Regions from separate parts of the Homo sapiens genome. Here all the other regions are linked to region 1. Evidence: chromatin loops called from intact Hi-C (ENCODE). Cell type or tissue: PC-9. All regions are shown on one strand. Region 1 holds the start of DNER (delta/notch like EGF repeat containing). Region 2 overlaps PID1 (phosphotyrosine interaction domain containing 1). Region 3 has its middle 70 kb from the start of LINC01807. Region 4 overlaps DNER (delta/notch like EGF repeat containing). Region 5 has its middle 71 kb from the start of PID1.

Region 1 (5,000 bases):
GCCGGACGTGGAGCGTGGACCACCTGGACATTGAACACCTCGCCGGGGACGCTCGGAGCCGGCTCCTCCGCGCTGCCAAGGCGGGCACCGCTCAAGTGGTTCTTGGCTCGGCCCGGCCTGGAGGGGCGCGCCACTCAGTGGCCAACCGGAGCGTCTAGAGCCCCGCGCGAGAAGTGCCGAGCCCCGGAGCGGCACACCCCGAGAGCCCGGCTGGCCCCGCCCGGGAACCAGGGCGGGTAAGGGAATCAGGGTCGGCCCGGGGGTCCGCGTCCACGCGGGCCAAGAGACTGGATCCATCTTCTTCCCAAAGTGGGAAAGCCTGTGTCAGGCGTGCCCATTGTCGGGCAGCAGCAGCAGGGCCGGCGGGAAGAGGCTGCTGGTCCCGGACCAGCGCCCCGCACCGCGCCCGCCGCTTCCACTCACCTGGCAGTTGGCGCCGGAGATCCCGGCGGGGCAGGTGCAGCTGTAGCCAGGCTCGCCGGCGGGGGCCGGGTGCTGCGGGTCCGGCTCAGGGCGCGAGGTGCACACACCCCCATTCCGGCAGGGCTGCGCGGCGCACGGCCCGGGCGCAGACAGGGGCGCGGCGGGCACCGGGTTGGCCAGGGAGCTGCCTCGGGGCCCCGCTCCGAGCAGCAGCAGCAGCAGGGCCAGCGCGGGCAGCAGCTGCGCACCGGGCGCCTGGGCGCGGCGGGGCTGCATGGCCGGCCGGGAGGGCGCGGGAGCCGGAGCCAGGACGCAGTGACGGCGGCGGCGGTGGCAGTGGCGACGAGAGCTGCGAGAGCGACGGTGGCGGCTAGGGCTGCTCCGCCGGGCCGGGCGCCTCCTGCAGCTGCGGGATCCGCGGTTCCCCGGGCAACGGCGGGCGGGGCCTGCGGGGCGGGGCGGGGCGGGGCGAGCGGGGGGCGGGGCGCCTGGCGGCCCCGGCTCTGGAGCATCGGGGAGTGGGGCCTCTTTCCCCGCAGGGAGTTGGGATGGGGGTTGCAGGAAGACGATGCGGGACCCCATCCCCCAGGAGTGGGTCGAAGTCACGGGTGTGTCCAGAAGCAGCCCTGGTACAGGGAGCCAGGCGACGCTGGGGCAGGAAAGGGGCTGGAGAGGTCCACGAGTGAGGGAAGCGGGGCTTTGAGGGGCTTCCAGAGCCGGGAGCACCGAGTGCGCCCCAAGGCCCGGGCAGGGCAGGGCGCGGGAGGCGGCAGGGCGCCTCAAGGGAGGGGCGGCGCGCTCGCAGCAGCCACCTTTGGCCTCTTGGCGCAGAATCTGCGAGACCGCCGCGGGGCCCGGCCTTGCCTCATCCCCCGGGACTGCTCCCCTTCCCACAGCGCTTCTCCCGGCACCCCAAGCCCTCCCGCCCGGCCACGGAACCCTGCGCCCGACGCTTGCTCAGCAGCCGGGTTCGCCTGGAAGTGACCTCGCCTCCGCCAGGCGGACCCGGGGCCCTTGTCCTTGGTGCTGACCCAGCTGTCTCATTCTCGCCGGCCCTTTCCAGAGCGCGGGGCCTTGCCGCACCACTAAGGAACGTCTGGCCGCGCCGTGTGAGGCCGGGAAGAGGCCTTGGTGTAAGGCTGTCCACCCCTGTCGTTGAACCTAGGGGGAAACTGAGGCCCAGAAAGTCTGGATTCGAATCCAGTGGGTCAATTGACTCCCAGCCCAGAACGCCCGAAAGAACAGTTCAAAAGCCCAGGTTGGCAGAGGCGCTGCTAGCGGCAGGAATCGCAACAGGGGACTCTGCATAAAAGGAGCATTCGCTGTGACCTACTTCGGAGGGGATGGGGGGGGCGGGCTCTTCTACACGTCCTGGCTGGGCTGGCTGGTGCTGCGACCGCCAAGGAGGCTGCACTCCGCTGAATAAAGCGCATCCAGCCTTGTCTCCTCCACCTGACCTTTCACAATCTCTATTACCTGTGGGTTCCCAGGTACCTGTTACCTTCTTTTTAAGGTGGCCAAATGAAAAAAGAAAATGTGATTCCCCTGGATTGACAGTCTGGGCCAATTTTTTTTTTAGTAAACACAAAAATAGCTTGTTTTGTTTTTTAAAAAAATTAAAGTAAGGACTCCATGTGAACTTCTGCTGTAGGTGTCACAGACGCCAGGGATTGCTAAAAGTCCTCCAGTGGAAACAGAAGGCAAACTGCACGGCTTCTCCCTGTCCTGTTCAAACGCAGAAGCAAATGTCACACTTTTCTGCTTCAGGAGATACCTAAAATTCATGTGGCCATTGCAGGAAATCACTGAACCCCAGACAGATCTGCAAGCGGAGAATTCAGACCTCCAAGTGGATAGAGTTATTACATTTTTCCTCACACCTGCTGTCTTTCAATCTAAGACCTCTTCCTCTTGAAAATTCTTAATTTTGTGCCACGCCAGCACCCTCTGCTGGTACTAGTGTCGTCATTCAGGTGGTTTCTGTGCCCCTGGAGTTGCGTTCTTTCCTGAAACTAACTTCTCTTACCTTAAATCCTGGACTAGTGGATAGTGCTCTTCATTGCCTTCCATCAAGACACACACACAAATGAAGCAAGATGAAGTGTAAAAAGGTTGTGAGTTAATTAAAATCACATTTCAGTTTATTGTACTTTTGCCTGAGCAACCCCTTTGTTTGTGTATTTCATATTATTTTGAAATATAGGATAATTAAAAGTGGTTTTATTTTCTGGATGCTGGTTACTGCATGTTTCAGATAATTTTCCTTGCTAAAAGTATTCTCTTAGTCTTTAATCTTTAAAATGCATATTATGGCAGAGACAATACAAGATCCTTTCATTTTTTCCAGGCTAAAAAGGAAAACTATAATCTTCCAGCACCTTAGCTTATAGGCAGAGCAACATGATTAATGCTGGGGAAAAAGCATATTGATTTGCATGTCCTGGTCCCAAAACATCCATGTACTAAGTGCCATGAAAGTGTTAACTATTATTACTGTTACCACGCTCAGAGAAATGGGTCTTTTCTGTAGATTCCGAAAGCTGATCTGGTACTTTACTGACAGCTTTTCAACCATCTGCAAGATCCCCCAAATACTCAACTAAAAAGTCCAACCAATGTATTACCCTGTCACATTAGCAAAAGTGATTAAAATAATATTGCCTCTATGTTTAAATGAAAGCTAAAAATCCAGGCTTTTATTTTATATTATTCCCAACTTACAGAATATCAAATCTTCATCCTGACCCACCTCATTTCCTTTTTTGATAGAGTCCTTATATTGACAAGTCAAAGGCCAAATATACCAATAATGTATCTTGATTTTAGCAAAAAAAAAAAAAGTGATAACATTTCTCATGATCACCTTATGGAGAAAATTCAGCTAAGTGGACTCAAAACTGTTTAACAACATACCAATCGGGGGGTCACTATCAAGCTACAAGAAGTTTTTAGGGAAATAACCATGGAGTTGAAATTTTTGGCAGCTGATAAAATTCATACCAGAATCAACATGTAAATTTATCTTAATCAGTAAAAATGCTGAGCTAAAATAAATGAAATGGAATATGAGGTGAATGATAGTACATTCGATCTTACTGCTACTTCTTCGTAAGACTTTCTCTTCCTGCCCTCCTTAAAGTTAGATGTGGTCATATTATTGGCCATGGCCATAAAATGTGCAGGGAATAGTATGCCCCACTTCCAGATGGAAACTTTTAAAATCCTGCCCATGTCCCACTGTGTTCTCCTCTCCTTAGCGTGACAACTGGCAAGATTCCAAGAGGTGCAATGGGGGCTCCTCCAGCTTGTGTCTCTGAGAGAGGACAATGTGAAGCAATGGGAACCTGCAATGGGCATATGACATAAGAAATAAACCACTATAGTTTTAAACCACTGAGTCTCAACGATGTAAGATAACTCGAGGCCACACACTAGTAAATGGCAGAGCAGGACTGATTGTTCCCAATGAGCCAGGCAGCACGACTAGTGATCTCACATGTACTATTTCTGCCAGGTAGAAGGCTGGATCCCATTAGAAATTCTAAGGCTTCTGGATTTGGTGGAAAGGAAGAATTTCAAAACAATTTACAGGACTCATTTCTCTTCACAGATCTAGTTTAGAGTTACACCTCAATTGCATTATACCCATAGGTTATTATAAAAATGTTACAAACTAATGCAAATATAATTGTCTTTATTTTTTGCATTTTGTCACAAATGGAGAAAATCAACTTTCCAGGCCAGCAGGTTCACAGGTAGCCAATTGGGAACCACTGGCCTCAATGAGAACACCACTCCTGATGAGGTTTTCATACTCTGTCCACCACGGCATCCTGTGAGAATGCTAGCCTGGGTGCACCGTGTCATCATTCACAGACTTAGAAACTTATATTTAGAAGAAATTGCAAAGGTTACCAAGCTTGATCTCCCAGGATTTGAACTAAGACCCAAACTAAATTATTTATCATAAGATGATAAATCCCCTCCAACTTACCTGGGATTTAGCACCCACCTTCTTTCCAAAGGAATCTAAGTTTTCTGCAGCCATCAGCAGATGGTCTCTCTATTTCCCTCTGCACCTTCATTTGCCTGTAGACAGTGACGTCATTCCTGCTACCCCTTCCCACATCCAGTTAACCTTTAAGGATACAAGAAAACATCCCTCCTCCCTGCAGAGGGTGGGACTGGATGCTGGATTGAAGCTGGAGTCAGCTTGAAAGAAAAAGTTGGCCACGTATAGAGAGAAGGGACACATTGCCTAGTGACAGCTTTCTACCATGAAGAACAGCACCAGCCTACTTTGGCCAGAACAGTTCTATCAGGACCCATGACAACACTGGGCAAGTTATTCTTTTTGACCTTCAGATGTCATATAACATGGAGAGGAGACAGAAACCCCAATTTTATAGAGCTCTAGGTGATGATAGTGGTGATGTAGAGTATTTACAGTGTACCAGACACTAATATGAGTATTCTTTACATATTATCTCATTTAATCCTAATGCCAGCATGATGAGGTAGGAAGTATGACTGGTGCCCAATTAAAGGACAAAATTGAGGTGAAATGAGCTGAAGTA
Region 2 (5,000 bases), 580 kb before region 1:
CCTGCCTCAGCCTCCCAAGTAGCTGGGACTACAGGCATGTGCCACCACACCTGGCTAATTTTTGTATTTTTAGTAGAGATGGGGTTTTACCACATTGGCCAGGCAGGTGTCAAACTTCTGACCTCAGGTGATCCACCCATCTCAGCCTCCCGAAGTGCTGGGATTACAAGTGTGAGCCACCATGGCCAGCCACATTTTTCTATGAGAACAAAGTCATGTGAAAAGAGTAAAGAATCTCCACATGTGAAAATCACCATTTTGGCTAAAGTTTAGAAGTATTAATAATTAATTTCATAGCTTAGGCAAAATGTCCATTGTTCCAAAAGTCATCATCAAATATTCACACTAGATACGAATTTCAGTAATTAATCCTATTTGTAAATTAAAAACCAAGATTTCAGCTTGAATAAATGATGAAGATCAGCCAAGCAACGTTCACTTCTTAAAAGCGTTTGTTTTGTGAAAAATGCAACAAGACTCCGTCTCGGTGGAAAGATGTGCTAAATATTCATTTATCTCAATATCAGTCATTGTTAAACAACAGTGACATGAGGGTGGGCAGAAGATTAGTTATGATCTAGTACTATCATCCTTCTGTCTGGGAGCAAACCCTCTCTAGAGCAGGATTAAGCTATCTTAGAAAAGAGCAATGTAGACAGTAACAATCTTTATAGTTCTCGCATCTGGTTTCTTGAATATTCACTTCTTTGTTTCCAGGGACTCCAGATGATGGCACGTGGTAGAACCATCTCCTTTTAAAGGTATATAGACTGCTCACTTCTGGGAGATGGAAGGCTTAAAATTGGCTATAAGAAAGGAAGGATACACTTATTATCTCAGGGGATAAAGAATTAATAGACAAAGCCTTGTTCTATCTCCTTGGGGTCATGGCTCCAATGAGCTTCTGAGGACCACAACCATCTATGTTCCATGTGTGACATCAGGAAGAAGGGGTCCCCTTCAAGCTCTGGCTCCTTTGTACTTACAGGATGGGCTATCACGATCCCAGAGAAAACAGTCGACATTATAAAACTGCCTTTCGAACCACATGATTCAGCATAAGAACATGAGAGATCCAGCTTTCGGTGTCACTATCACTGCCGGCTTTTCTGGCCTTGAAACTGGCCAGAAGTCCTTCTGCTTATTACCGGCTTGGATTGCTAGAACTTCAAAACAAAGTTTCAAGTGCTAGAAATTCTTAGTTTCTCTCTCATACATACTATTTTGAATTTTATATGAATTAGCTTTTAGATTCAGGTTACAAATTAATCCAGGCTCATTATGTAATTAAATGTTTGATTAGGAGCATTAATTAACATATTACACAGAGGCATATAATTTTATGAGACAAACTCTTTAATTCCAATGAAGAGATTCACCATGGTAACAAATTATCTGACCCACCCAATTCAATATGTAATTCCAAATGATTTTTCAAATTAACTAAAAATGCTGTCATTATTAAATAGGTATATTACAATGTATGCACTGCACTGTAGAGATTTTTTTTAAATACTTAGGCGAAAGATGAGAGAATTCTAAATATGCTTTCATAAATACACAAAGTAAAGATCAAGGCTGAAATTTTGAAAAAGGATAAAAATGTTGACAATTTTGTTGTAGCCAATGCTTTGTGCTTTAATTTTTTTTTAACCTGGCGACATTAGGAAATGGTGCATTTCATGCATTTTTAATCTTTCTGTGTTATCTTGGTAAGATGGCTCCTGGCACTCTACCTGGAGACGGATTTATTTTGATTGCTAGACACAATCTGTATTAATCAATCCAAGGCCAAGTACAATTTAGTTTGCTACTTCAGGAGCTGGATGGTATGCAATTGTTCACAGCTGTTTCTAATTACACCTTGATCCGATAATAACTAAATATTGTTTAAAGTTCTGGCAGTGACTACTTAAGGAGATGTGCAAGATCAATAAAGGAAAGTAACACTTCCAGGCATAAGCCTGCATAAATTAGAACCTGTAGAAAACACAAACACAATTCAGTAGGTGGCACTATTCCCTCAGCCAGAACTCTCTTCATTCCCTGTGACTTGAGTAGTCCTCCTACGGCAATCACCTTTACCAATTTCTTCCACGGAATTCTGTGACCTAAATTAGTATCAACAGACTAACCTCAAATTTATTGCCTGGCTTCTTCCCTTTGAGATACACAACCCAGATGAAAACTATGTGAATTGCAGATGTAAGAGTACAGAAGTTTGATTTCATCTCAAATCCTTCGATAATTAGGTCAGCATATTGTTACAGGTTACCTGAAAGTAAATTAATTCTTCATGCCCAATATCGACAACTCAACTGATTTGACCTCTTCCATTGATATGAGCCAATGAGATAACTTAAAATATTTAAACCAGCCAATGAGCAGGTTTTTCAATCTCAGAATTATTGACATTTGAGCTGGACAATTCTTTTTTTTTTCTTTTTTTAATTATTATTATACTTTAAGTTTTAGGGTACATGTGCACAACGTGCAGGTTTGTTACATATGTATACATGTGCCATGTTGGTGTGTTGCACCCACTAACTCATCATTTAGCATTAGGTATATCTCCTAATGCTATCCCTCCCACCTCCCTGAGTTGGATAATTCTTAACTAGGGAGAGAAGGATACATTGTAAAAATTTTAAAATGCTGAGCAGCAGCCCTGGCCTCTGTCCACTAGAAGCTAGTATCACTTCCCTAGTGTGACAACCAAAAGTACCTCCAGACATTGCCAGATGTCCCCTGCGTGGGGACAAAATCATCCCATTTGAGAACCATCAGTCACCTAATGATCTTCCTTTATACTAAAGGCCGATCTCTGGCTTCATTGCCAAAGACTGAACTATTCCACTAGCATTCTTTCAATAACAATGTTTACTACCTGTGTTTTTTTTTTTTTTTTTTTTTGAGACAGAGTCTTGCACTGTCACCCAGGCTGGAGTGCAGTGGTGTGGTGTGATTTTGGCTCACTGCAACTTCTGCCTCCCAGGCTCAAGCAATTCTCCTGCCTCGGCCTCCCAAGTAGCTGGGGCTACAGGCGCCTGTCACCACTCCTGGCTTTTTTTTTTTTGTATTTTTAGTAGAGACAGGGTTTCACTATGCGGGCCAGGCTGGTCTCGAACTCCTGACCTCATGATCCGCCCACCTTGGCCTCCCAAAGTGCTGGGATTACAGGCATGAGCCACCACACCTGGCCACTGTTGTTATCTGATTCCAAAAGTTAAAGCGTGAACATTGTTGAAAAATGTTGAAGCTAAAAAAAGTACAAAGAAAAATAAAAGCCACCAGGAATGGTCCCATACTATGATAATAACTGTTCTAACTTCAAGGGTATCACCTTATTTTTTTTTGGCATAAAGATGAATGCAGAGTACATGTAATACTATTTGATTTATTAAAATCTTAGAGTCATGTGGCAGTATTAAGCATGATTTAATGACTATATAGTATTCTTTCCAAGAGATATGCCATACTTATTTTAGCTGATCTCTTATGTCAATATATTGAACTTTTCACCTGATCACAGGTTAATGTATATTACTTTTACTATGTCCGTGGGATAAATCCCCACAAATAGAAATTTTATGTACTAACCTATTTTAGTTCTGCCCTCACACAAAGGGAACATAAGAGAGAATGAAGAAACAAAGAAGAAAAACGAAGATGGGGAATAAAGAAGAGGAGAAAATAAGAGAGAGAAGGCAAAAATAAGAGGAGATGGGAAAGAGAAGAGGAGGGAAAGATGTGAGAAAGGAAGGAGGGAATGATGGAGGGAAGAAGTGGAAGGGTCTTGTCTCAGTAGAGGCTAATCTAGAAATGAACTTGACTGGCAAAGCCTCCACTTGCTTTTCTCTTGGGTTTTGCATCGTTCACGTGGTTTGTTCCCCCGCAGAGATGACAATGCTCTTGTCCACCATTCAGGGGGCATATGCTTCAAGTTATCGTCTTTCAATTCTTCCTGTGACTAGCATGCATTCGTGAAATGGCATGTAAAAGTAAAGTGAGAAACCTTGAAAGTATTATGCTAAGTGAAAAAAGCCAAACTCATGAGGCCATAAATTGCATAATTCCATATGTATGACATATCCAGAATAGGCAAATTCATAGAGACAGAATTACACTTACAGAAAAACAATGATACATCATAGCTGTGAAGTGAGAGCTATGGGGTCTGCAAATGTACACCCAGATAGACTATTGTATGAAAACAGTAGCATTCTCCCTGGGTGGCACTGATGCAAAGTATTGTATAGAAAGGTTCAGATAAAATTACAGTAAAACCTGAGGCTATAGAAAAACCACTGTTCAGTACATCCAGTTATCCAAAACAGCGCTGGACTGAGGGATGTGTGGATGGGGAGTGATGCACGGCATAAAAACATGTCATGTCCAGAAGGAACCTGGGGGCAGAAAAAAAGACTTGAAGCTAAGGACAGGCCATGTTTAAGAGGGGAGAAGAGCAATCATGTGACATGCAGAACTCAGATTATTAGCAACATGCTCAATTTGTGCTTGTTGATTAATTAATGGAATGAGGTCTGAAAACATGGTCAGTAAACATAGTAGGCAGTTTCTAAGATGGCTTCTGACAATGTTAGGGTGGCTCACCACCTAAAATCCACGCCTTTTTACTCTTGCCTTGAGTATAAGATGGATTTGGTTATGACTTGCTTCTAAGATGCCACTTCTAAGTTTAGGTTACAAAAAAACTCTGTTGTCTGTCTTGCTCACTCACTCTTGCTGTCTCACTTGCTTGCTCAGATGAAAGCCAACTGCCACGTTTTGAGTTGCTCCAGGAAAGGCTTTTGTGGTAAGGAACTGAGAAATCTCTGGCCAACAGGCAGCAAGAAGCTGAAACCATCAGTCCAACAACCTGAAAGGAATTGGGTCCCACCAACAATCACCTGAACGAGGTTAGAAATGGAGTCTCCTTCAGTTGAGCCTTCTGATGAGACCAATGCCCCAGCCAACAGCTTGACCACAACCTCAGGAGA
Region 3 (5,000 bases), 1.0 Mb before region 1:
GATTAGTAATAACAATTTGCATAATCTGGTTCTCGAACTTGCTGTAAGAAATGATCTAACAGAATCTACAAAGCACTGGCAGAACCATGCTATCTTTTGGCCAAGTAGTAGGCAAAGATAGAGCTGACTTTATTCGGGAATAAACAACAGCAACCACAAAAAAGAATATCAAAATATTATACAACATAAAAGGAGAGAAACTTAGCATGAGAAAGATAGAGGAATAAATAGAAATTACTACAGGAAAGAAAAAACACTTTTAGGTTTAGGTCTAGACACTTTAAATGGGAAGATTTTCTTTCCATCTCAAGGCAGTAAAATCAAACATGGTTTTTATCAGTCAAGGCATAAAAGATGATGGCTGGGTGCAGCGGCTCACACCTGTAATCCCGGCACTTGGGAGGTCAAGGCAAGTGGATTACCTGAGGTCAGGAGTTTGAGACCAGCCTGACCAACATGGTGAAACCCCATCTCTACTAAAAATACAAAACTTAGCCAGGCATAGTGGTAGGCGCCTGTAATCCAGGCTACTATGGAGGCTGAGGCAAGATAATCGCTTGAGCCAGGGAGACAGAGGTTGCAGTGAGCCGAGATCGCACCATTGCACTCCAGCCTGGGCAACACAGTGAGACTGCCTCTCAAAAAAAAAGAGAGATATGATAGCAAACTGAGAAGAAAGAGGAATTGGACAAAAGGAAGGCAACAACTTGAGGACACTAAAGTGGCATAACTAATTATAAACATTTAGACGTTTCCCAGACGGTCATCAACTGCAGGAAATTTAAACAATGAGGTAAAGAACAAGGTAGAAAGTTTCTTTCAAAATAAAGATGAAGAAGAAGAAAAGACATGAAAACCAACAAGAAAAAAATAGCTCTTTATCAGGCAACAAAGATCTGGTATACAGATAACTAATATTTCTGAAGAAAGAACAAGAAAATAAAAATAAAACTCATTAGTTCTATTATTATTATTTTTCAAATCCACCATACCCCATTATTTTGGGCTACAAGATATGTTAAAGACTGAATGGAGTACATGTAATTCACTGTGGTTGTGATTTTGATCCCTTTTTGACTATACTTCTAACTGCTTCGACTTTATAGATTTCACTGCTAATATTTGGCATAGTATATTTGATATACAAAGAGCACCTATAAATCAATTAAAAAAAAGAAAAATCAGCCGGGTGTGGTGGCTCATGCTGGTAATCCCAACACTTTGGGAGGCTGAGGCAGGTGGATCTCCTGAGGCCAGGAGTTTGAGACCAGCCTGGCCAACATGGTGAAACCCTGTCTCTATTAAAAATACAAAAAAATTTGCTGGGCGTGGTGGCAGGTGCCTGTAATCCCAGCTACTCAGGAGGCTGAGGCAGGAGAATAGCTTGAACCTGGGAGGCAAAGGTTGCAGTGAGCCGAGATTGTGCCATTGCACTCCAGTCTGGGCAACAAGAGCCAAACTCCATCTCAAAAAATTTAAATAAATAAAAATTTTTAAAAAATCAAGAAAACCCTAATAGAAAAAGTGACAAGGAAAGTAAATTTATTCTATAAATATGAAGAAATGAAAACACACAGTAAGTAGATTAAAAAAATATACCTCGCTATCCATCAAAAGTAAGCCCATGAAAATGGTAATGACAATTTTTATCAATTAAGTCAGTAAGCTTTAAAAATTATAATATCCTGTTGAATTAAAGATGTGGGAAAATAGATACTTTATATATATTATGTGGAAGTATAATCAATACAATCTTCCTAGAAAGCAATTTGGCAATATATTTAAAGAGCTGCAAAATATTCATATTATTTGACCTTCCAATTAAATAATATTAAAAACCGGAAAAAGAAATTTACTCGCTATTGTTTAGAATAAATATACTTTATATGTCATAAGGCCATCTCTCATATATTAACATATATATGTGTGTATACATATAGATATTAAAAGATGGGAAGGGGAATACTCAAATTTCTGAATGGCTGACTTTTCTTCTTATATTACAGGTAATTCATTTTATTTTTTGGATTTCTCAATAGCTACCAGGTCTCCCCAAATAAACATTCATTACTTTTATTATATATGAAAATAAATGAGCAAAAATGGAATAATAAAAAATAATTCCCAAGTAATAGTCCTTATGGATGCAAGTTCATGAAAGATAAACAAGGACCTGAAATATTTCTATAATATAAATTATACAGTCGATCCAATAGGAATCAACCTTTGGATCCTGTTGATAGAATAAAAACCTTCCATCACCAAATTTTTTAAAAAATTACAAGTGATTCATAGAAGACATTAGATCATGAGTAAGTCCTCAAAAGTTCCAAGTTTTCCCATTTTTACACTGCATACTTTTTACCACAATGTGATTGAAATAGAAATGCTTATTATAGTGAATATATAAACAAAGAAAACCATAGGAGTTACAGATTTTTAAAAACTGTAAATATCTACTTGTCTGACTTTTATGTGTGTGGCTTACATAAAGATTCAAAGGCTATCACCAAGCTGAGCTCAGAGATAAGTTATTACCATTATTATTATTATTAGACTTTATTCTTTTTAAAAATGTAAACTAAATATCCATCTCTGAAAATTTGAAAATAATCTAAAATTCTACCAAAATTGAGATATATGTTTAAATTTATGAATTCCTAAATATAAAAGGAGCAGTGTTGACAAGTAGCCTCAATAGCTAGTTTTGAAGAAAATATAATAACAAACCTTGGTTAAATTTAATTGCAGTGAAAGAGAAAATATCATTAATGAAATTAGACATAAGATAGATAATATAACCAGAGGTAGACTTTTAAAATAAAACAGTAATTCTCTGCTCAATCCAAACAGACCTGCCTCCTAAATGAGTCACTTGAGGTTTGGGGACATCTTAAAATGAGAAATTAACTGAATTATAGCAAAGATAACGTTTAGCATTTTTAGTTTCATGATTCAAGTTGCCTAATGCTAGGAAGGATTGGATATGTTGTACCTGATTTAAACACTAGAGGGAAGAAAAACAAAGAAAACCAGGAGGCATGCCAGATCCAACCCAAGGAATAGCGACTGCATGAAGAAGGGAAGGAAGTCCAGCTTCAGAGACAGACCTCACGAAGCAGCCACAAACACGGCCCTGGGAGATTCCAGGTAACAGCAAAAATAGTGCTTATGCCTTCTTGAGCAGTGTCTATTACCCATCTCACCACCGGTTAGTTCTAGGCAAAGGCAGGTATAAGGAGCTCACTATGAAGATGAATCTGTGCATTAATGGTTTTGCACATTTTTGGGGGGAGAGCAGATTAATCTGTCACCCCTCGGTGCTGATGGGACAAAAGCTGGTTTTACTCCTTGCTCTCGTCTCCTTCTAGCCCCCTTCTGTAAGAGTCGCTTCCTAACAAGTAATGCTTGCTTTTGTTTTTGTTTTTAAAACCTGCTCAGACCTTAGTTTAGGGTATTTTGGGCCATACAATGGGATAGGTGTTATTAAAGGGAAGAGAGGTAGTTTGGGAGTCATATGTCTTTAGAAGTTGAAGAGGGTAGTGGTTACTCTGAAGTAGTGCAAGGTCGTGGGGCTGAGAGTTTCCCCAGAAACAGAAACTTAGGTCTTGGGCTGGCTCTGCCCCCTGAGGTGACAGGACCAGGAAAGAGAAAGTGTGTGAGGGTGAGGGCTGGAGACCAGGGAGGTGGTCTTGGAAGCCCTGTTACTAGAAGGGCCTGCTTGAGTGCTTTTCTCAGAGGGGACCATTCTGTGGGTGTCCTGACACCAGATTAGAATAGTGATGTCTGGATAGCATGTGTGAGAGAAGGGGTTCTCCACCCATCTTCCTAGACCTCGTGAGCCCACAAGTTCTTATCTTTAGAAAATAGGGGGAAATGCTCTGACATTGCATTTTGGCTAATTTTGGTGCCCGGATTTCAAAGCTAGCTTCAATACTATTTACATTCCAATAGATGATCAAGGTTAAGAAAGGAAATAATCTAAAGAAAATTTAGCTTTATCATTAATGGTATAACTTAAACTGTGAATTATAAATACAACTTAAAATTAATATAGTCTTCAAAAGATCTGTGGAAACTTGTTTTGTTTTCCTTGATTTATTTGTTTAATTAAACACTGGGGCACTAATGAATGATGAAAATATGACCAAAAGTCTAAAGTCAAGAAAGATTTAAACTAAACAATGCAGAAAGGCTAGAGAAATATTTGACAATAGTATTTCATTTCACAAATTTAAAACTTTAATCTTATTTGATAACATGTTTTCAGGCCGGGCAAGGTGCCTCACATCTGCAATCCCAGCACTTTCAGAGGCTGAGGTGGGTGGATCACTTGATGTCAGGAGTTCAAGATCAGCCTGGCCAACACAGTGAAGCCCCAGCTCTACTAAAAATACAAAAAAAATTAGCCGTGCATGGTGGTGGGTGCCTGCAGTCCCAGCTACTCAGGAGGCTGAGGCAGGAGAATTGCTTGAACCCAGGAGGTGAAGGTTGCAGTGAGCCAAGATTGAGCCACTGCACTCCAGCCTGGGCAACCGACAAAGACTCCACTTCAAAAAAAAAAAATTCTTATGTCCACATAGATCCTTAATATTACCTTGGGAAGAAGTTAGGAGAGGGCCTATTATGCCCATTTTTCAGACAAGATAAAGTGAGGAGAGTGAGTGCTTGAGGTTCAAGCACCTGCTCATGGTTAGTGAACAGCAAACAACATGAGGGTGGTGGAGCCTCCAGATCTTTCCATTACTCCACATGTTAGTGGGATCACCCAATAAATGTCAGCATCCAAGATGAACAACTCGAAGGGAAAAATGAACGCATTACTATATAAATGTATGACTCTGTAATAAAAAAAAAATACCCAAAACCTGTGTCATGACATTTGTCAGTCATTCCAGAAGTGAGTGTGTGAACTCGATCTGGCACTTATAATAATCACATTTGCAAAGAGTTTCTTTTGCTGAGTGTCTGTAATTCATTTGGTTGCGGGAAGCTTTTCT
Region 4 (5,000 bases), 280 kb before region 1:
TAGAAAGAGAAAAAGCCAAAAAGATAAAATAGAGAGAAAGAAAAACTGGTCCAGAACATGATGGAATTACACTGGGCAGACAGCAAGGTCGCTGCCAGAAATGTTGTGGGCCCCTGCAGAGTGATGTCTCCAACTGGCGTAATGACCTTGAGCACTGCCCTTGGAGGGTCACCAAGATGGTGGAGCATATGGGGGCTGGGGGTACAATGTGAGAGTTTGAGAGACAATGGGACACAGCAGGATTCTTGCTTCCCAAGTGAAATACATATTCTTGCTTCCCTTATTAAAATAAAATGTATTTGATGCTATTTTCTTTTTATTAAGTACTTTTTGTAACTCAGTATTGAGAGTGTTTCTAGATGGGGAGCACTGGACCATCAGGCATACAGTTGCAGCTCAGTGCCAGTGTGTCACATCTTCCATTAAGGCCATTCATGGGCACTTGTGGCAACAGAGGATACTTATAAAAGGAGGAGTTTCTGCCTCTCCCTTAGGAGGACACGGGCCTGGCATTGTCCGTGAGGTGGTAACACAAGGGAAGCATTAAGCACAATGCCTGGCGTAAGCACATCATGATGTGATGTGTGGTCACCTGGCCTGTGAGGCAAACGTGATTTTAAAAGACAACCTGGGTGCCGTACTTCTGAAATAGGTGCCCACCTTGCAGACACAGCAAAGGCCCTAAGCACCATAGCCCTGAAGGACGCCATTACCCTGAGCCATAGTTTCACATGGTCAGCAAAGACCGCTTACTAGAGAAGCACAATAGCACCAGCTCAGCACTGACATGGTGCCTGGCTGATTAGCCCAGATTTCACCACCCAGGAACTTGAAGATCTAAATTTTTCCAATACGAAACAGCCTGTTTATGTTTGGCTTTTTAAAACCTACCCTTTTTCCTTTTCATAGCCCCATCCCCTGAGATTAACCTCGGGGCTGGATCTGGTTTCCTGCTTGGCAGTAAAACTTCGATTCACTGCTCAATATTTGATTCCAAACTCTGCATTTTCTCTTTAACAACAGGCTGTTCTCCTCTCATTTCCTTAGCACACAGGTTGAGGAATATAGAAGATGCTTGATCAAACTGGGTAAATTGAATTTGCTAGAAAAATAGAATCAGAGGGCCAAATAACCTTTGCATACATAAATACAGAAGAGTTCTTTTCTTTACCAGTGCCTGTTTTGCACAAACATGCATTAAAAGGCTTGGAAAAACATCTTCCAAAATTGACAATTGTTTTGTTAAGGGATTCTTTTATTAATTTAAATATGTATATTCATGTTTTCTAATTTTCCATTAACAGAGATATGTTATTGTGTGATATAAGCGGGTAATATCATCCATGCTGTGATGGTTAATACTGATTAACTGATGGTTAATACTGAGTGTCAACTTGATTGGATTGAAGGATACAAAGTATTGATTCTAGCTGTGTCTGTGAGTCTGTTGCCAAAGGAGATTAACATTTGAGTCAGTGGGCTGGGAAAGGCAGATCCACCCTTAATCTGAGTGGGCACCAGCTAATCAGCTGCTAGCATGACTAGAATATAAGCAGGCAGAAAAATGTGAAAAGAGAGACTGTGACCTAGCCTCCCAGCCTACATCTTTCTCCCGTGCTGGATGCTTCCTGCCCTCGAACATCAGACTACAAGTTCTTCAGTTTTGGAACTCGGACTGGCTCTCTTTGCTCCTCAGCCTGCAGATGGCCTATTATGTGACCTTGTGATCGTGTGACTTAATACTTAGTAAATATATATATATATATATATTCCATTAATTCTGTCCCTGTAGAGAACCCTGACTAATACACATGTTTTATGGGTATTTTATTTGTAGTAACACAACTCTAAATTATGTCACCGATTACAAGGGAAATGATGACCATTCTTTATGTCTAACCCTTGATTGGCAGTAAGGAAAACAGATAATATTAGAAAAACCCTAACTTTTTAAAATATTTTTTTAGTGGAGAGATAAGAACATTTCCTATAGTCTATAAAGGGAAAAGACTAGACTTATTAGAGGAGATTTTCTGAGATGCAGGGAACAGACATTATAATAAACGCACTGCTAGTAAAGAAATTGTTTTTTAAAAGAAGAATTATACTTTTTAATATGCAGAAAAGAAAATCTTTGAAGATGTTAAAAATTCTGTAACTTCTGTAGATGTACTGAGTGTAAATCATAATTAATTTATATTTGGAAAGGAAACAGTTCTTAAATATACAGTAAAAACCAAACGACCACTATCTGGAGTTATCTCCTTAAAAATGAGCATTCTCCCTCAAAAACATTTAAGAAAATCTGGGACTATATGGAAGACGACAGCTCACTTGTGACTGTGCTTATGAAGGACACTGGAAGCCAGGAGAAATTGGCAGTGAACCTGCTTTAACGGAAACAGTGTCTAAAGGCCTTTGACTTTAAACTTGTCCATCATCTGGGGAATCTTTCTAGCCATGTTGATCTAAACATTTCTGAAAGCTTTCTCTTGGAATTGGCTTCAGGACTAGGTTACAAACTAGTCACACTGAGAAAAATCAATCTCTTCACAATGTTTTAGCTATGTCTTATGACTTTTTTTTTTAATGTTGCTTTTGGCCACTAGAGGGTGGATTCTACTTATTATCTAGGCAAGTGAAAAAGGAAAAAAAAAAAGTTACTCAGGAGTTTAACAAAAGAGGAGGACTAAAAAGATAAGTGTGGGGAGGGGGGAGGGATAGCATTAGGAGATATACCTAATGCTAAATGACGAGTTAATGGGTGCAGCACATCAGCATGGCACATGTATACATATGTAACTAACCTGCACATTGTGCACATGTACCCTAAAACTTAAAGTATAATAATAATTAAAAAAAAAGAAAAAAAAGATGTCTTTTACAAAAGGAAATAGATGGCACAGAGGGATGCAAATGAATCTGCCAGGTTATATTTAAAGAAGAAATCCCATTCCCTTTAATAATAAAACATAACATTCAAATATTTCTCTACAGCTTGCAAATTCACCAATATGTCCTCTATAAACATATGGTGTCTACAGTTTAAATTATCCATTGTAAAGTGGCCTATTTTTCTTACTTTTTATTTAAAATATTTTTAATGCAAATGTTTGTAATACCATGATTAAAGCACCAAGATTAAATACTAAGTATAATGACAAAATAATATTTTATAATTTGAGTTAAAGATTATTGTGCTATGTGTGTTTACATATAAACAGTAAGAAAAGCATTTTAATAAAATAATCCCATACCCTCAATTGATTATCTAGCATGTTTATAAACACATAAAAATGGCTGGTTTATAATTGAGGTGAGGAAGATGATAAGAAAGTTTAGAAAAGCAAAGGTAGACATACACCCTCACATTCCAGAAGTTTTTCATTATGGGATGCACAAAGATGGGTGCTGGGGCCAGCAAAGGCAACAAATGGGTGGGAGGGGGGAAAATCAAAGACTAAGACTCTATTATGGCACTTTGAAGAGAAAATAAAACCTAGATAATTACTTTTACACAAGTATGCATACTAACAAAGAGAAATTTTAAACGGTATAAAAGTATAGAAGAGTTTTAAAATGTTTATTTCCTTTTAATTTATTTCACAATCAATTGGTTAAATTTGGTTTAGTTGACCTCTTAGTTACTAATAGACATTCATTTGAGGTATCCGCACTCATCACACTTGGGTCTCAGTGCAGTCCCCAGACCAGCAGCATCAACACCACCTGGGAACTAGTTAGAAATGCGTGTTCTCAGGTCACACTCAAGACCCGCTGATTCAGGGACTCTAAGGGTAGGGCCCAGAACTCCATGACTTAAACCCTCTAACATGGTTCTGATGAGCACTCAAGTTTGAGAGCCACTAAGCTATAGAATAGAAAAGTATACAACGTCTCCCACAATCTCTGACTCTCACAAATGCGGGGAAATGGTAGGGGTTGTCCAAGGAAAATGCTACATATAGTGTGGTTATGGGATTTTTTGTGTTTTGTTGTTGTTGTTGTTGTTGTTGTTTTGAGATGGAGTTTCACTCTGTCGCCCAGGCTGGAGTGCAAAGGCGCAATCTAGGGTCACTGCAACTTCCGTCTCCTGAGTTCAAACAATTCTCCTGCCTTAGCCTCCTGAGTAGCTGGGATTACAGGTGCCTGCCACCGTACCTGACTAATTTTTGTAATTTTAGGAGAGACAGGGTTTCACCATGTTGGTCAGGCTGGTCTCGAACTCCTGACTATGTGATCCGTCCGCCTTGGCCTCCCAAAGTGCTGGGATTACAGGCGTGAGCCACCGTGCCCAGCCGGTTTTGTATTTTAACAGCCATGGCATCTCCTAAGCGCGTTTAACTAATCCAACCGCAAAACATATGGTCAGAACATGTACCAGCTATGGGCATATAAATAAACCAACAGTGAAACATATAGTCAAATGATCTACCAGCCATCGGCACATGGACTAAAGGAAGCTACCCTCCTCTCGAGGTTTACATAAGGGAAAAAAGTAACACAAAGGAATCCCAAAGTGACAACAAATGACGTATTGGAAAAGAAAGGCCAGAATGAGGGAAAGTAATAAGGATATAGCTGTGGCACAATGTGTTCTAGTTCCTCACTGTATGACTAGGAGTCACACATGCCTAAGCGGAATGAGGATAAACAAGTTCATATTCAAATTCGTGAGGGCAATTTTTCCCACATCTCTGATCTAGCTTCCTTAACCCACAGGAATAATATTTTTGCAGAAAGGAATGTCAGAAAATGGAAGATATTAGAAGTATTTAATACAGCACCAAGATTAAGATTTTGAGTAACATACAGACCAGTAGGTAATATTAAAAATAATATTATAGTTTTGTAAAGATTAAGTGTGTTTCAAATTGACTATCATATACTAGACATTTGTGAATTAGCTTTTTGCATTCCTAATTATCTTGCCGAAAATTTGCTCTGAAGGTAATTTATGTTGCTTATCTTTTAAAATATATTTTGAATAAAACATAAAA
Region 5 (5,000 bases), 370 kb before region 1:
TCCTCCTGCCTGGTGTCCCAGACTCCCAGCCCAGGGAGCCAGCCAGCGGCCTTGCCACCCCCATTCTCCATGAGTGTCAGAGATTCCAGCCTCCCACCAGACACACACACAACCAATTAGCCCTTGCTTTCCCACTCCCTGAGTTCCAGATGGCCTTTGCCAAGACGGCCCTGTGGTCTTGCTCCAAACATGATCGATTACAGCCCAGAAAAACTCTTGAAGGCATTGGTTGCTTCTGAAGTTAAGACTATGAAATTACTTTTCTTCACTGAAGTCCCCTCTGAACTTTGGAAGCCACAAAATCCTTCCTGGAGCAAAAAGCCCATTTCATGGGGCTGCCTGAGCTCCCAGTGCAGCTCTCAGAGGCCACCATGACTCATGTGGCAGCAGTACACCCACAAGACCTCTGTGGCGAGGACACCATATGGTCACCAGGAGCAGCAGGAACAGCACCAGGCCAGCCTGGAGGGCCAGTGGGACAGGGGCCCAGCTCCCATGGATACAAATTCACCCCTGCTCCACTCGCTACATAACTGATTCACTCACCAAACATTTCTTGAGCTCCTGTTACGTTCTGATGCATTCTGGACCCTATGCTAGGCAATTGAAGATGAAACTCTACCTTCAAAAATCTCAGTTCACAAACCTCAAAGAAGGTATTTAGGAAGGCAGGAAGGCCTGCTGGAGAGGATGGTGCCTGCAGCAAGACAAAAAGACATGTCTGACATCTGGGGAGACAGAAAGCGTGGAAAGACCACAATGTCAGGAGTACCAAAAATAACTGCATCCCAAGAGTCTTCGTACACTCACCTGGCGAGGCACATCCAGTGAGCTGGCCAGAGGAAAGCCTCAGTGAAACTGGCCCAGGTTATGTAGAGAGAGGATCATTAGAGTTTTCCTGATAAAAGTGAAAAGTTAGAAATCTCTTGAATGTCCAGGCCAGGCACGGTGGCTCACACCTGTAATCCCAGCACTTTGGGAAGCTGAGGCAGGCAGATCACTTGAGGTCAGGAGTTCAAGACCAGCCTGGCCAACATGGTGAAACCTCATCTCTACTAAAAATACACACACACACAAAATTAGCCGGGTGTGGTGGTGGGTGCCTGTAGTCCCAGCTACTCAGGAGGCTGAGGCAGGAAAATGGCATGAACCCGGGAGGTGGAGCTTGCAGTGAGCCGAGATGGTGCCACTGCACTCCAGCTTGGGTGACACGGTGAGACTCCGTCTCAAAAAAAAAAAAAAAAAAAAATTAGCCAGGTGTGGTGGCGGGTACCTGTAATCCCAGCTATTCAGAAGGCTGAGACAGGAGAATTGCTTGAATCTGGAAGGCGGAGGTTGCAGTGAGCCGGGATCATGCCATTGCCCACCAGCCTGGGTGACAGAGTGAGACTCTGTCTCAAAAAAAAAAAAAAAAAAAAAGAAAGGAAAGGAAAGCAAGCAAGCAAGCAAGAAAGAAAGAAAGAAGAAATCCCTTGAATGTCCAATCGTGAATGTTAAACACATGATGAAAAGGTTAGAGAGAAACTATCTGATAGCTTGCTATGTGGCATTCATTCACTTATTTATTCATTCAACAAATGTTCATTGAGAACCTACTTTGTGCCTATCTGAAATCCAAGCCCTAGGAACACAGATATGAATAAAAGAAGAACTCTCCCTTATCACAGCTTATAGTTTAGTGGGAGATGTGTGTGTGCATGTGTGTGTGTGTCGCAACTTTAGATAAGCCAGTCAGAGTAGACTTTTATTGATCAATAGCCCCTAAAGACCTCTATTGGAAACAGTTGCACAAACAACCAGAATGCCACTGGAAGGACACAAGGGATAAGTATGGGATTGGAGCCCTTACCAAGGTCTTCAAAGGAATTTCAAGATCTGTGCATGGTGATAAATGGTCTGTATGTCTTGACTTTGGAGAAGGAGGCCTTTTGTAAAAATAGGAGCATAGTTTAATAATATAAACCTGAAGGCAGAAGGGCAAATCCCTGAAGAATATGATGATTTATACAAGTTAGAGCTTGCTGCCCAAGAAGAGCAAAATGATGCCCCAGGGGTCACCTCTGTGCTGGGCAGTTCTCTGAGGATGCAGTTGGGAGCTGGGAAATCCATCTGAGTGAGCACAGCACATGTCCATCCTCATCACTGCATCCCTGCTATTTAGGAAGGAGAAGACTTTCTTGTGGAAGCAAGAGCCAAAAAGTTGCTTCTCTCTGTGCAGCAAAGGCAAGATGAGAGAGCAATGGCTCCCAGCCCTTTTTAGTTAATGAATAGCTTAGAAACGAACCCATGTCCAGTGCAAAGCTCAAGAGAAGCCAAGGGAAGCAGAATCTGGAGGCAAACCTGACTGGCAGATCCCACACCAAATCCTCAGGTCCTCCTCGGTCAGCCAGCTCCCAGCCACTGGAGGGCGCCCCGAAAGTCTGAAAGAGGCAAACCCAGGTAAGCAGCCTTGTTTCCCCTGATTTCCCAGAGGAATCTGAAATTAGTTATTTCAGTCTGAGAGCATTTTGCACAGAAAGATCTATTCTTAATACAAATAAATGTACAATTAATAGATAAGTTCTGGCATCCTCTAGGAGCTAGATTTGGGTTATTTTCAGTCACAACTAGATTTAAATGTGCAACTGTGCTGTAAAACTTCTCTATTTTGTTTTGCAAAACTGCTCTATTTTGAGCCTAGACTTGCGCACTTGTGAGCTCACTGCAAGAGGGAGAGAACTCTTGGAAATGCAGCAAGGGCCCAAGTCCCTGCGAGTACACAGCCCCAATTGTTGGATTCTTGGATTCAGATTCTTAAATTGTTGTGCCAATGGTTTGACAGCAGGCAAATTGATGGATAGGCTTTATGGACAATAGTCAGGGTGGGAACAGAATTAATCAGCAATTATTTGTTTTATTACCTTCTCCCTCAAGATCAGAGCCTTCCTACTCTGAGCTGGCCTGAATGTCCTGTTCATGGATCCAGCTCAGCCCTGGGCACATGGCAAGTGGTGTCTGGCTCTTTTGCCTTCTACACCGTCTTCCCACTTCCTACCATCAGATACCCAAAGCCTCCAATGAACTCCCTCCTCAACTTCAGTTCCTTAAAGACAATCCACCTGAATCAATCTATTCACCCTGAACTGTTAGGACATGGCTCAAAACTTAGCCCAAAGCAAGCACAGAACAGTTGTTGGTTGAATCAGAGTCTCCAGTAAGCAAAGTCTTGGAACCTGTCACTTTCACAGCATGGCAGTGATTCCCACAATCGGGCAAGCTTGGGAAATTCTGATATGATACAGACACATTCATTCGGAATAATGGAAATAAAGGAATTGGGTAAGGGAGTGTGTTGGGACTGGAAAGAGTTCACTGATGCTTCTTAATCACTCAGATGTGATTGGGTGGGGAGAAGGATAGGAAACAGTGTGGAAGTCAATCACTCAACAAATCATGGATGCCTCTGGTGAGTGGGGCAAGAATGAAGGTGGAGTTTCCACCCAGAAAGGCCATACAATCTAGTAGAGCAAGCATCTAAACAAAACAGAAGGGGCTGGAAGAAAAGCTAGTTATGCCTTGGGAGCAATGCTTCTGGGGATGAGTCTGCCTTGGAAGAAAACAGCTGGAAATTGGTCCTGTCATTGTGAAATGGTGATTGCCTTCAAGGGAAATACCTGAGGAATGGCATGGCCATACCCATCCTGATGGAGGCGATCCAACCAGTCGCAGCCTTTCAAGAAAGTTTCACTCTGCTGAACCCTGAAAATAAGGCCTTGAAAAGCAAACGACCCACTTGTACATCAACCATCAGCTTAACCCCCTAGTGCCTCAGGTTTACCCACTAAATGTAGAGTTAATTCTACATTTAAAGCTGTTTGGATCACAGTTCACATTCAACTACGTAATTATTTATCATCACTAGCCTCTGAGACTATTTGAGAATTAAAGTAAATCCATTTATAGCACACCGTAAGACTCCTATAAAAGACAAAATGCATGAGTCATGTCCCTTGCTACCTGACAGAGGAACAGAAGCCTTTCCGAGTGAATATTATCCTGCGCCGAAAGCTTTCTTCCCTTAATCCCCTGAATTCAGAGCTGAAGCACTCACGAGTCTCTGTAACTTGAGTTGTGCTAACATGTTGAAGTGGTAAACAAGCAGAGTTACTCATCTCTTCCGAGGCCCATTTTTTTCTGTCTACATTCCAGCTCTGTCTTCTGAGCACATGGCTGACCACTGCATGGCCAATGGAGACCAGGGCTCTTTAGGAATAAGAATGAGTTCTTATGTGTTGAGTGTGAACAATGGGCCAGGAAACGTGCTGCAAGTGCTTCCAGCTATGTGATCCCATCTTCTGTTTCTTCATAGCACTGATGTCCCACTAACCCGGGGAGAGTCATCTCTCATTCTTCCTGGGCTCCAATCATCCCATCTGTAAAGTGAAAAGAGTAATTTTCAAACTGCCTCCACCCTTCAACCACAGGAAGCCTGAGTTGGTATGAAAAGCTTGGCTATCTTTCTGAAAGTGCCTTCTTCCCACACACCCTGCACACAAAGCTCAGAGCTAATTCTCATTCTTCATCTTCTGACCTAAGACTCAGAAGGAGCTTCTCTGTGCACCCACTGTTAACGGAGGGTGCCACGCAGTTCTAGGCTCTTGGTGTCCCGAATAAAGAATTGGACGAGACAAACAGATAGCAAAGCAAAGCAACAGAAGTTCATTAAGCACAGTATTACACTTTCAGGGCAGGAGAATGGACTGGCCTCTGTGAGATGAGATCAGCGTCAGTTTGGTGAAGTTTGAGTCTTTTTACGTGTTTTTTTCTTCTCTTCCCAAGGCTGCCTAATCTCTAGCCAGTGTCTGCCTTTTGATTGAGAGGTGTGTTGTTTAGTTACTTCGGCCTCCATGCACTTGCAAGCTGCCTCTATCCCATAATTTTAAGTACATGCATGATACGCAGCCCATATGCATGAATCTTAAGTAGCCAATTATCATACAGGGTTATGTGAAGGATACTTT

The links. A loop is a pair of places that touch in the nucleus more often than their neighbours do. Peaks named below come from ENCODE experiments on the same cell type or tissue, not always from the same donor. Only the 100,000 strongest peaks of a DNase experiment are listed, where the experiment ranks them.
Region 2: a loop joins it to region 1, with 24 times the contacts of the local background. A loop is called at or near these places in 11 of 110 quality-filtered maps.
Region 3: it touches region 1 in a loop (6-fold over the local background); 5 of 110 quality-filtered maps call a loop at or near these places.
Region 4: it touches region 1 in a loop (15-fold over the local background); 22 of 110 quality-filtered maps call a loop at or near these places.
Region 5: a loop joins it to region 1, with 5 times the contacts of the local background. A loop is called at or near these places in 6 of 110 quality-filtered maps.

The regions. Positions count from the first base shown.
Region 1 is chr2:229,713,725-229,718,724 of GRCh38, forward strand. It overlaps DNER (delta/notch like EGF repeat containing), which reads right to left and starts at 831. Exons shown (of 13, transcript NM_139072.4): 1 at 424-831. The coding sequence starts at 699. RefSeq lists silencers at 662-771, 842-901 and enhancers at 739-1,513, 1,514-2,287. In PC-9, CTCF peaks have their summits at 137, 2,375 (motif pointing left) and 2,574; no DNase peak of the experiment used is centred here; H3K4me3 peaks cover 1,574 bases; H3K27me3 peaks cover 42 bases.
Region 2 is chr2:229,131,340-229,136,339 of GRCh38, forward strand. The region is part of intron 2 of PID1 (phosphotyrosine interaction domain containing 1); the gene reads right to left. Among named protein-coding and RNA genes, the nearest start is that of PID1, 140 kb to the right of the region's middle. In PC-9, a CTCF peak has its summit at 2,005 (motif pointing right); no DNase peak of the experiment used is centred here.
Region 3 is chr2:228,678,582-228,683,581 of GRCh38, forward strand. No RefSeq gene overlaps it. Among named protein-coding and RNA genes, the nearest start is that of LINC01807, 70 kb to the left of the region's middle. In PC-9, CTCF peaks have their summits at 3,057 (motif pointing right) and 3,262; no DNase peak of the experiment used is centred here.
Region 4 is chr2:229,428,938-229,433,937 of GRCh38, forward strand. All of the region lies in intron 8 of DNER (delta/notch like EGF repeat containing), which reads right to left. Among named protein-coding and RNA genes, the nearest start is that of PID1, 160 kb to the left of the region's middle. In PC-9, a CTCF peak has its summit at 2,597 (motif pointing right); a DNase peak (open chromatin) is centred at 2,624.
Region 5 is chr2:229,340,187-229,345,186 of GRCh38, forward strand. No RefSeq gene overlaps it. Among named protein-coding and RNA genes, the nearest start is that of PID1, 71 kb to the left of the region's middle. In PC-9, a CTCF peak has its summit at 2,409 (motif pointing right); no DNase peak of the experiment used is centred here.